Regions from separate parts of the Homo sapiens genome. Here region 2 is linked to region 1. The links are chromatin loops, found by intact Hi-C in ENCODE. Cell type or tissue: psoas muscle. All regions are shown on one strand. Links, peaks and the distances in the headings refer to the core of each region. The heading gives the core; the rest is flanking DNA.

What was found. Peaks named below come from ENCODE experiments on the same cell type or tissue, not always from the same donor. Only the 100,000 strongest peaks of a DNase experiment are listed, where the experiment ranks them.
Region 2: a loop joins it to region 1, with 2.1 times the contacts of the local background. A loop is called at or near these places in 12 of 110 quality-filtered maps.

What each region holds. Positions count from the first base shown.
Region 1 is chr3:52,825,060-52,830,423 of GRCh38, forward strand. It overlaps ITIH4 (inter-alpha-trypsin inhibitor heavy chain 4), which reads right to left. Exons shown (of 24, transcript NM_002218.5): 2 at 4,060-4,220; 3 at 2,034-2,138; 4 at 1,732-1,894; 5 at 1,482-1,592; 6 at 827-955. It overlaps ITIH4-AS1 (ITIH4 antisense RNA 1), which reads left to right. Exons shown (of 3, transcript NR_046615.1): 3 at 146-255. Among named protein-coding and RNA genes, the nearest start is that of ITIH4, 2.9 kb to the right of the region's middle. RefSeq lists enhancers at 2,357-2,965, 2,966-3,573. In psoas muscle, for the core only: no CTCF peak of the experiment used is centred there; no DNase peak of the experiment used is centred there; H3K27ac peaks cover 2,358 bases.
Region 2 is chr3:52,775,052-52,780,415 of GRCh38, forward strand. It overlaps ITIH1 (inter-alpha-trypsin inhibitor heavy chain 1), which reads left to right and starts at 2,548. Exons shown (of 22, transcript NM_002215.4): 1 at 2,548-2,681; 2 at 2,946-2,966; 3 at 3,289-3,455; 4 at 3,891-3,995; 5 at 4,381-4,543; 6 at 5,218-5,331. The coding sequence starts at 2,565. RefSeq lists enhancers at 3,181-4,380, 4,365-4,654. In psoas muscle, for the core only: no CTCF peak of the experiment used is centred there; no DNase peak of the experiment used is centred there.

The sequences.
Region 1 (5,364 bases), core at 365-5,364:
AATCCCATTTCCATCCCACTGCTAACCTCCCCAAAACCTTGCCCTTTTTCAGGGCTCAGACCAGCCCCTTTCTTGCGGAAGCCTTCCCTGCTCATGCATAGCCCACCAGAACTCTCCCTGCAACTTTTCCTTCTATTTGTTTTAGTATTTCAGATGGTTTATACTAAAAAGTTCAGACATCATAAACCTGACAACCATCAAAAGAGGGAAGACTTCAAAAACATGGAGTAAAAGGGAAGTATAATAACAATGGCAGAAATGGCTGGGTGTGGTGAATCACGCCTGTAATTCCAGCACTTTGGGAGGCTTAGGTGGGAGGATCACTTGAGCCCAGGAATTCAAGACCAGCCTGGGCAACCTTGTCTCTACTGGAAAAAAAAAAAAAAAAATTAGCCAGGTGTGGTGGTGCACGCCTGTAGTCCCAGCTACTAGGGAGGCCGAGGCAGGAGTTTCTTTTGAACCTGGGAGTTTGACGGTGCAGTGAGCCATGATCATACCAAAATATAACAACAATAATAATGCCAGAAACTAGTGTGAAAGAAACTACTGCAAATCTGCATAAAACTGAGTTGTGAGCCTCCCAGCAGCAGAGGCAAAGAGGGAAACCCCACAGGGCAGCTCTTCTCAGAGACAAACCTTTTCTGCCTGGGAAAGGGAATAGTTTCAGGGACAACACAACTAAATCACGTGTTTTCTGTCTGTGCCGGTCCCTGGTGCACACTGCTAAGTAAGGGTGGTTCTTTTCCTGTTCTAAAATACCCAAGCTCAGGCCCTTGGGGGTGGACAGACTTCTAGGCTGCTCTGCTCTTGCCTGAAGTCCACCCACCTGAATGGAGCCCCCGGAGATGGCCCGGTCCACATCATAGCGGATAATGAGGTTGCCGTCCAGGACTGTTTCTTGCTGCTCTGGGGACTTTTGCTGCTGGGAAAGTGTTGGCTTGAACCGGATGTGAGCCTGGAGGAATAATCCGGGCTGAAGTTGGGAGGAACAGCAAAGCCAGGCCAACAACACCCTCTACCCCTGTCTGTATATTGGGAAATCAGAATTCCAGGATGCAGCCTTGGGTCCGTATTCCAGGGCACTTTCTTTCAGGCTGAGTTATTGATGGACCACTTTCACGTAGGGGAGGGGTGTGATGAGCTCCCTGTTCCTGGAGCTGCGCAAGCAGAGGCTATTCCAGGATGTGTGCCATCCAACCATCTCCTTCTCTCCACCTGGCCCCAGGACCCTCACATCAGTCTATTATCCAGCCCCTTCCCAGACAGATCTCAGGGCTCATACGAGGACGCCATGGTCCTTCTCTAGGCTTTGCCCTCCCCATCTGCCAAATGACAGCAAGGATGCAGAGATCTCAGGAGCCTCTCCAGGTCACAGCTCACAGGAGGGAGAGCCCATCCTGCTTTCCAGAAATCCGGGCTCATAGGGCTGGCCTGAAGGCAGGGCCCTTGGTACCCTCACCTGCTGACCACAACAGGCCCACCTTGGTCTTATTCTGCCAGGTGGTGAGGGCGTCTACCAGCTGGTTGGTCATGAAGGTGCTCTCTGTCTCCAGAAAGCTGATGCCCTGGGGCTCGAAGATGTGAATGTCCATCTGGAGGCAAGATGTGGGTCCCTGGGTCAGCCAGGAGCCTGGGCTGGGGCTCACAGGAGGCTCAGGGACAAAGAGGGGCCGCCCTCAGCAGGGCAAGGGTCATGCAGGAGGCCTCCCTGGAAGAGGTAGCAGCAGGTACCTGCAGGTGCTTGACCAGCTGCTGGGGCCGCACTTTCAGCAGCAGCTCGTACACCCCCAAACGCCGCTTGAGCAGCTCCTCATAGACCAGCTCAAAGGTGATCTTGGCATTGGGAGCCACACTGACCGACACCTGGAACTGCTCCATGTTTCTCCCGGTGGCCCTGGGGGAGAAGGGCATCAGGCCTGCTCCTCCAGGACAGGTGGGGTAAGGCTGGTAGAGGTGGGAGCAGGACTAAGGGCCAAAGGCAAGGTGGCCTTTGTCTAGACCCTCCCCACTGAAGCTGCCCCCCACCAGCTCACTTGACGAGGCCAGCGCTCTTTCCCTTGGCCACTGCTGCGCTGTACTGTGCCTGGGCTTCAGCCTTCTCCTTGATGATCCCTGGGTAGGTCATGCCATCGATGATCCTGGGGGCAGAAGGGTGGGAGTTGTTGAGAGCCTGGTGGCAGGGGCCCATTCCACTCCTGCCTCCTCCAGAGAGCCTTTCTGGACTCGGTGTGCCTCTTGACACAGTGACTCCCATCTTTGCCTGAGCCCAGTGCCATTTATTATGCACCTACCGCATACAGGACCCTGTGCAGGGCACTCTGCAAAGTGCTCCAGGCCTCTAGCTCCCGGAGGTGTGTACAGTAACAGTAAGCATTCATTTTATAGAAGGGACGAAGGGGAGGCTGCAGAGGGGCAGGGCCGGGCTAAATCCTGCCTTCTCTCCACCTGTCCAGTCTGGCCGAAGCTGGCCCACATTCCCACCTGCCCCTTCCATTTCACGGACTGTTCCAGGGGAACTAGTTCATCACCAGCAAGAGCTCTCTGAGTCACACTTGTTCCCAGCCCTGCGTGCAGCCGTGTGGGGCCAGGACTGAGGAGGAAGCAGACGTAGGGCTGGAGGCTCTGAGCACTTTCCCCCTACAGCAGTCTCCCCGCTCCCTCCCACAAGAGGCAGGCACCCTATAGGGAGGCTGGCATATCTGGAAGGAGGTTTTGGACAACTGGTGGACGGGACTCCTGGGTGTGTGGACACACTCCTAGCAGCCATCCTTTGGGGGCTGAGAAAGAATGGCCCAGGCCATTTCTCAGGGAGGAAAACGACTTTTTCAGAGCCTCCTTGTGGGGTGTGTAGGGATGTGCCTGGTCAACTTCATGTGGTAGTGTGTGGCAGTGGGCAGGAGGGGGAGCAGCCAGGATGTCAGGACTACGCGTCCCTCCTGCCTGACCTTCCTGGTTATAATTTAACTCTAGCCCGGGATGGGGCTGGTGAGTGGGCAGTGGCACTCCTCCCCCTGGGTAGGCAGTGCTTCATCTCTCCAGATGGCCAGCTGGGGCTCCTGGCCAGGTCAGGGAGCAGGGAACCTGCTCTCTGCTCCCCTAACTCATGCAGCAACAGGTTCTGGGTCTAGAGAAGGCAAGTGACAGTCTTGGGCTCTCAGCAGATGCCACGGGCCTGGACCTGGCAACTGCTGACCCTGGCACCCATGTCGAAGGCTGACACAGCCCGTGGGGCTTGCACTGCAAGCTGGGCAGCATAGGCCCGGGCTCTGGGTTAGGAAAAGTAGAGGCTGCGGTGGAGTGGGGGATGCTTGGCGCCTGAGGGAGGAGACTAGCCCCCACTGCAGTTTTCCAGAGGCCACAGTGTGGGACCCCACATGAGACACTCCCTCTCTGCCCCACCATCGCCCTGTTTCTGGGAAGAGTCTTGCCCTTGTCCTAAATCACAGCTTTTCCTGGCAGCAAGGGACAGGCGGCATCCTGGTGCATTTAGTAAACATTGGAAACTGAGTTGGGAAGGGTAGGGGAGGGTGGCAGAGGACAAAGTGAGGACCATCCTTGGCTCATAGAATTCAGAGAAACCTCAGGCATCTCTCACGCAGCCTGAGCAAAAATGTCCTCTGCAGGATCCCAGCTGGGGCAGACCTAGGAGAATCCTCCTCAAGCCACTCTCCACTGTGAGGAAGCCAAGGGTCTAGAAGGTTTTCTGTACTTTGAGCTGGAATGTGCATTTTGGTGACTCCCTCTTGCCTGGTCTGGCCTCAGGAGGCCTCAAGTCTGTGCTCCTCAAAGGCAAAGTCACAAAGATTCTGTGGTTCTCTGCCTAACACCTGGACAGCACTTAGGGATGATGAATGGCTGGATGGAGGGAAGGACGGGGGCATCTTTGAGAATAAGTCCTTTGGCAAGCCCCTGTTCCTGTGTGGCCCCAGGTGCAGGGTGTACTCCTGAAGATGTACACCCTGGCATGCCTTACTTCAAGAAGAGGGTTTGCTGGCACAGAGCGATGGAGTCATAGCACTGGGGGGTGTGGAGAGGGGAGGAGGGTGGGAAGGCACCTACATGGAGAAGTTGGTGATGAAGGCTTTCTTGGGCAGCTCCATCTGGAAGGTGGCCTCCTGCACAGTATTGGCCCTATTGACCACTCGGCTGGTGACGACCGTGTGGGCAAATCGGGATGAGACCCTGGAGTCCACGGTGAGGCTGTAGATGTCGATGCCATTCTGGACCAGCAAAGAAGAAGGGGGTTGCAGGGTTTCAATGCCACCTCAGCTCGGGGTGACGCTCTTCAAGAGTTGGCCCTGACTCTGGCTCTAGACCAAACCCTGGCTCCCAATCTGACTGAGCCACTGACCAGGCCTCAGGCTGAACCCAGTGAGGCATCTCATATGTGAACATTTGTCTCAGGTAAGAGATAGCAGTGTGCTTCATTCCCCACCCTACAGCACCACAGGGCAGGGGCCACGTCCTTCTTGATCTATAGGGGCCCAGAGCACCCCTTGGAGAAGAACAAGCATGCAGGGGGTGGAGCTGGTGAAGCCAGGGCCAGTGTCTGGGAGGGGCATCACACTCAGCCTTTGGGCAGGGGTGAGAGACCTGGTGGGGTCAGGGAGCTTTGCATGCTGGCTTAGCTTTGCCCAGAAAAAGGGCAGTGACCAGGTCCTTTGATTTCTGGAGACTTTGGCCTCTGTGGCAACAGGGAAGCTCCCACCAGTCTCCTAGAAGGAAGCCCTCAGAGCTGGGAGAATTCGGAGGTAGACTAGAGTCTGGTCTCTGAGAGTTGGGAATCTTCCTCTCTGCTCCGCAGTGGACCCTCCCCAACTCATCCCCACTTCCGCAGGGCACTCCCCTAGCAGGTGCCATTTGCCTTGAGGTCTGTGTCCCCCGAGGAGGGGCACACGGGCACCTCTTACCTGCTTGTGTGTGACATGCTCATGCGCACTGCACCAACTCTGCTCGGCTGCATGCGGCTGCCTGAATGCAGTTTGGCACAGAGGTGCCAAGTGGCTTGTTTATGTGCTTGGGTATTTGCTCTGCGACAAGCACTGTCCTAAGCACTTCATAGATACAATGGGTTTGGTTTTCACAACAAGCACTGTCCTAAGCACTTTATAGATACAATGGGTTTGGTTTTCACAACCGCCACCCTCTGAATAGGTTCTAGTATTACCCTGTTTTACAGATGAGGAAATTGAGACATAGTCAGCATAAATCATTCTCCTGAGGTCACTTACTAAAAGGCGGTAGAGCCAGGCTTGTAAAACTGTATTTCCTCATTTGGAAAATGGAAATGATTGGATCATCCCCTCTATTAGGTGGGAGAATACCAGTAAGGCCCTTGGGGTAGTGCCTGGCGGGAGGTCTGCA
Region 2 (5,364 bases), core at 306-5,305, 50 kb before region 1:
TCCCAACCCCCTTCCCAGCCACCTTCCCTACCCTCTTCATCAGCTCCTGCTCCCATCCCAGACACCTCTACCTTCCCACAGCATACATCCCACCTGCCCGTCTGCTTTTCTCTCCCTCCCTTCCCGCCTTCCCCTTCCCAAGCACTGCTCTTTTTTCCAGGCACCTCATCCAGGAACCTTCTCCTAATCCCTGCAGGAGATGAGCCTCTGCCCCTCCAAATTTCTATCTCTTCAGCTTCTCATCACTCCTTGGGATTCAGTGGGCTCCCTTTGACTTGTCTGATTCCCTTTTCCCCTGACATCAGCTCACTGAACACAGCAGGGCACTCAGGTTTCTGTATGGTGGCCTCTCAGTGCCTGGCATTGTGCCCAACACACTGCAGGGCTTGGTCGATACTGGTGCAGGAAATAAGCAGAACTTCAAATGTACACTGTCATGTCGATCCAGCTTCTCTTCTACAAAGGCCAGAAGACAGGCCAGAAGGTGACCGTGGCCTAAGGACAATAAACTCTTCCCAGAAGCTGCTCTGTGAGACAAAGTCCAGGACAAGCAAACAGAGATCAGTGAGGGCTCTGGGCCCCCTCCTCTTATCAGGGTCACAGCAGCCAGCACATCCCAACCCAGGTCACAGACTAGACTGGCCAGGGGCCCTGTCTGCCCAGTATGCTGTGGTTTTTGGGGAACAGGGTGGGTTTGGCAATAAAAAAATAAGAAACTGCAGGTGCAAGATGGGTCTCTGGGAACTCCTGTCTCTAGGATCTTCAAGTCTGCTTCTCTGTCATTACATGATGGCCTTGGGCTTTAGAGCCTGAGAGACCTGGTTTGAATCCCTGTTCTGTCTCTTGGTATGGGGCCAGTGTCCCAGGAACGTTGCGAGGATAAAATTAGACAATAAAGGGTTTAGAGGAATGCATGACACAAATGAGTCCTCGATTATGAAAACATGTCATTCATCTTCAGCTCCCCTTTATCTGCCAGGCCTCCCTGCCCAGGTGCAGGAACGAGGAAGCTCACTTCTGTTCTTTCTAGAACTGGGTAAGAACCTCAGAGAGGTGAAGCAACTGGCCTAAAGCGCAGATCTCCCATCATGCCTCACCCCGACCGTCCAGACTGTCTCTGACAGAGCTAATACCAGGTTAGCACTGTGAGAATCACCAGCATGGCTGGATGTCACACACTTTCTAAGCCACCGTGTCTGCCTCCCTGGCCAAAGCATGACTGAAAAGTGTGTTGATGCTGAAAGAATTTTGAAACAGTCTGGGCAACAAAGTGAGACCCTGTTTCCCTCCCTTTCTTTTCTTTTTTCTTTTCTTTTCTTTTCTTTTTTCTTTTCTGTTCTTTCTTTCTCTGTCTCTCTTTCTTTTCTTTTCTTTCTTTCTTTTTGGAGACAGTCTCGCTCCGTCACCCAGGCTGGAGTGCAGTGGCACAATCTTGCCTCTCTGCAACCACCACTTTCCAGGCTCAAGCTATTCTCCTGCCTCAGCCTCCTGAGTAGCTGGAACCACAGACGCATGCCACCATACCTGGCTAATTTTTGTATTTTTGGTAGAGATGGGGTTTCACCATGTTGCCCAGGCTGGGCTGGAACTTCTGGCCTCAAGTGATCTGCCTCCCTCAGCCTCCCAAAGTGCTGAGATTACAGGCATGAGCCACCTCGCCCGACTGAAACCCTGTTTCAACAAAAAATAAAAATAATCAGCTGGGTGTGGTGCCACATTCCTGTGGTTCCAGGTACTCAGAAGGCTGAGGTGGGAAGATCAGTTGAGTCTGGGAGGTCGAGGCTGCAGTGAGCCAAGATCGCACCACTGTATTCCACCTGTGCGATAGAGGGAGACCCTGTCTTAAAAAAAAAAAAAAAAAAGAAATTTGAAAGTAAAGCCTGGCCGGGCCCAGTGGCTCACTCCTGTAATCCCAGCACTTTGGGAGGCTGAGGCGGGCAGATCACCTGAGGTCAGGAGTTCGAGACCAGCGTGGCCAATGTGGTGAAGCCGTCTTTACTAAAAATACAAAAATTAGCTGGGCATGGTGGTGTGCACCTGTAATCCCAGCTACTCGGGAGGCTGAGGCAGGAGAATCACTTGAACCCAGGAGGTGGAGGTTGCACTGAGCCAAGATCCTGCCACTGCACTCTAGCACTCAAGACCAAAACTCCATCTCAAAAAAAAAAAAGTAAAGCCTAATGAAGTTTAGAAATCCATTTTTAACTGTTGCTTCTTGCCACATGTCACCGTGTCACTGGTGCTGCCTTGTGCCAGCCCGAGGATGAGATGAGCCATCCGGGGATCCTCACAGTTCACATAGGCTAAGCGCAGTTCTACACAGAGGGACATGGTCTGGAGCCCCATCAGTAGTTTAACCACCCAGAGCTGGGAACCCCCCTGAGGCAAAAAGCTTCCACTGCCAAATTTTGATTCCTCTAAATGTGTTAGGTTGATGCAAAAGTCATTGCGGTTTTTGTCATTAATATTTGCCTGCACCTTGTCTAATGTTTAATCCATGTTTATCCAGCACTGTATTGATTACTGGTCTGACTGAGGTGACAGGGCAGCAGGAGCCTTAGAGCATGGACGGTGCCATGGGGCCTCGGGGGCTGCTGTTGTGCATGTACCTGGTATCTCTCCTCATCCTGCAGGCCATGCCTGCCCTGGGCTCGGCTACAGGCAGGTCCAAGAGCAGCGAGGTATATGGCTAAGCCCACAGGGCAGAAATAGGCAGCTGAACCTGGATGAGGCCCCGGGCGGGACACAAGACCCCCATTCAAGGGGCCAGGGTCACCCCCACCACCTCCACCACTTCTGAGTGGAGAGGTGACCTCCCAGCACCACCAAGGAGGTGAAGCTAAGGGGCAGAGGACACAGGCTGTGTTCCACTCCCATCCCTGAACTGGCAGGCCGGTGGTCCCCTGAGTTTTCCTCTCACACTTGACCCTGATTTTGTTTTGCAGAAGCGACAGGCTGTGGACACCGTGAGTAAGAGTCCTGGCAAAGGGGTCTGTGACAGAGCCCTTTTTACAGGCTTGCTTTCCCCAACCTGTCAGGGGTGGACCCCTCTATCAGGGCCATAGGCATGGGGTACTCTCCAGGGTCCTAGAAATGGGGACTTGTTCCCATCTCACCTCATATCCCACAGCACGGTCTCAGCCAGAGAGCAGGGGTCTTCCTGCGGTCTGTTCTTCCTGCATCTGGGCACCATGCACTGGGGCTAAGTGCCAAGTCCCCGTACCACAGGAAGTCCCTCGCTGACAGAGGCCCTGTCTCAGGCCACAGCTCCTTCATGTCTCACTTTAGGCTGTCGATGGCGTGTTCATCCGGAGTTTGAAAGTCAACTGCAAAGTCACCTCTCGCTTCGCCCACTATGTTGTCACCAGCCAAGTGGTCAACACTGCCAATGAAGCCAGGGAAGTGGCCTTCGACCTGGAAATCCCCAAGACAGCATTCATCAGTGACTTTGCCGTGTGCGTGCCTGCCCAACTCCCATGCCTTCTCCCAGGGGTGCCGCTTACTAGTCCCAGCTTAAGAACAAGGATCGGAGTGGCCAGATAACGCAGAGCATCTCCTCATTCTAGAAGGGCCACAGACCAGCCCTGGCTTTGAGGGGAGGAAGAAGCCCTTTAGGTCTGTGCTTGGCTCCCATCTTGGAGGCAAACTGGGACCCATCACAGCATGTTTCAGGCTAGAACCCAAGGAGCCAAGGCCAGAGTCTGAGGCTTCTTGCTGGCCTCTGACCTGGGCTGCTCACCTCATTGCCCATGGACCCCTGAGTTCCACCATGGGCAGTGGAAGGCTCGTCAGGAGACGTCCTTATCCAAGGGCTCACATGGACAGGCCCTCTCAGGACCTGTGTGGTCAGGAGGCTCATCTTTCCTGAGGGTGTCCTTCCCTCCCTGCAGTACAGCAGATGGAAACGCATTTATCGGAGACATAAAGGACAAGGTGACTGCATGGAAGCAGTACCGGAAAGCAGCTATCTCAGGAGAGAATGCCGGCCTTGTCAGGTGAGTTCTGGGCCTGCTGGTCTCATCTCTAGGGCTGCCCTCCCCAGCCAGGACAGGTCTGATGGCTGCAAGGTGGCTTTAGTGGAGAACAGCCCAGGATGATGGAAGGGTAAGCAAACTGCCCAAACCCAGATGCCAGCACGGTGCACTGAACAGGCTGCCGTGCAGTTGCCCTTTTCCCAGATATGCCACTGGGAGAAGTGGGCCCCCGCCATCTTGGGCCCTGACCCTGACCAGCCAGCTAACACATTTGTGAGGTCCAGGGAAACCTGGGAGCAACACTCATCTAAGAGAAATAAATTCTGTGGGCCACATGTTAGGTGACAAGGACCCAAATGTCATTTACCCTCTGTCTGTCTGCTGTTGCCTCTGGTGGCACATCCAGGGCCTCGGGGAGAACTATGGAGCAATTCACCATCCACCTCACCGTCAATCCCCAGAGCAAGGTCACGTTTCAGCTGACTTATGAGGAAGTGCTGAAGAGAAACCATATGCAGTATGAAATTGTCATCAAAGTCAAGCCCAAGCAGCTGGTGCATCATTTTGAGGTAGATCACAGGTCCCGGGGCAGGGGTCCTGCCCCTCTCTCCGTCACCATGGCTCCCAACACTGGTTGAGCACCCACCATGTGTCACCACCCAGGCCTGAGAACACAGGGATGGGGACTAACCCCTCAGGGTGAGCTCTGATGTGCTCTTCTTGGGCAGGGAACTCCCTGAATTCTCTAACTTCCTCTTTATCTCTGAGCTTCGGTTTGCTCATCTGCTAGACGGGGGGTTTCTGTGAGTCCCAGGACCGCCACAGGGATCACGAGAAGTACTGAATGTCCAGGTAATTTTGTAAACTAGAAAGTCCCGCGCAGCCTGAGGGCCTGGAATTATTGCTGGCACCTAAGTGGTGGCTGAGTTGAGGGATGCAGGCATGTACACCTTCATTTGGTCAGTATTTTTGGAGTGCCTACTGAGTACCAGGCCCTGTGATCAGGGCTGGGTGGGTGCTGCACACAGTAGGTGGCCAGGACACATGCTGGCTCTTGGCTGAGACTTGGTGAGTGGGAGCCCTGGTAGAGAATTTGCTTCAGTGTGGTGTGAGCCTATAATCCCAGCTACGTGGGAGGCTGAGGCAGGAGGACGGCTTGAGCCCAGGAGTTTGAGGCCAGCCTGGGCAACAAAGCAAGATCCCATCTTTTTTTTTAAAAAAATAATTTGCTTCAATGTTGCAGATTGATGTGGACATCTTCGAGCCCCAGGGGATCAGCAAGCTGGATGCCCAGGCCTCTTTCCTGCCGAAGGAACTGGCAGCCCAAACTATCAAGAAGTCCTTCTCAGGAAAAAAGGTACATGGGATAGCAAGGGGGTGGTGGTGGGCC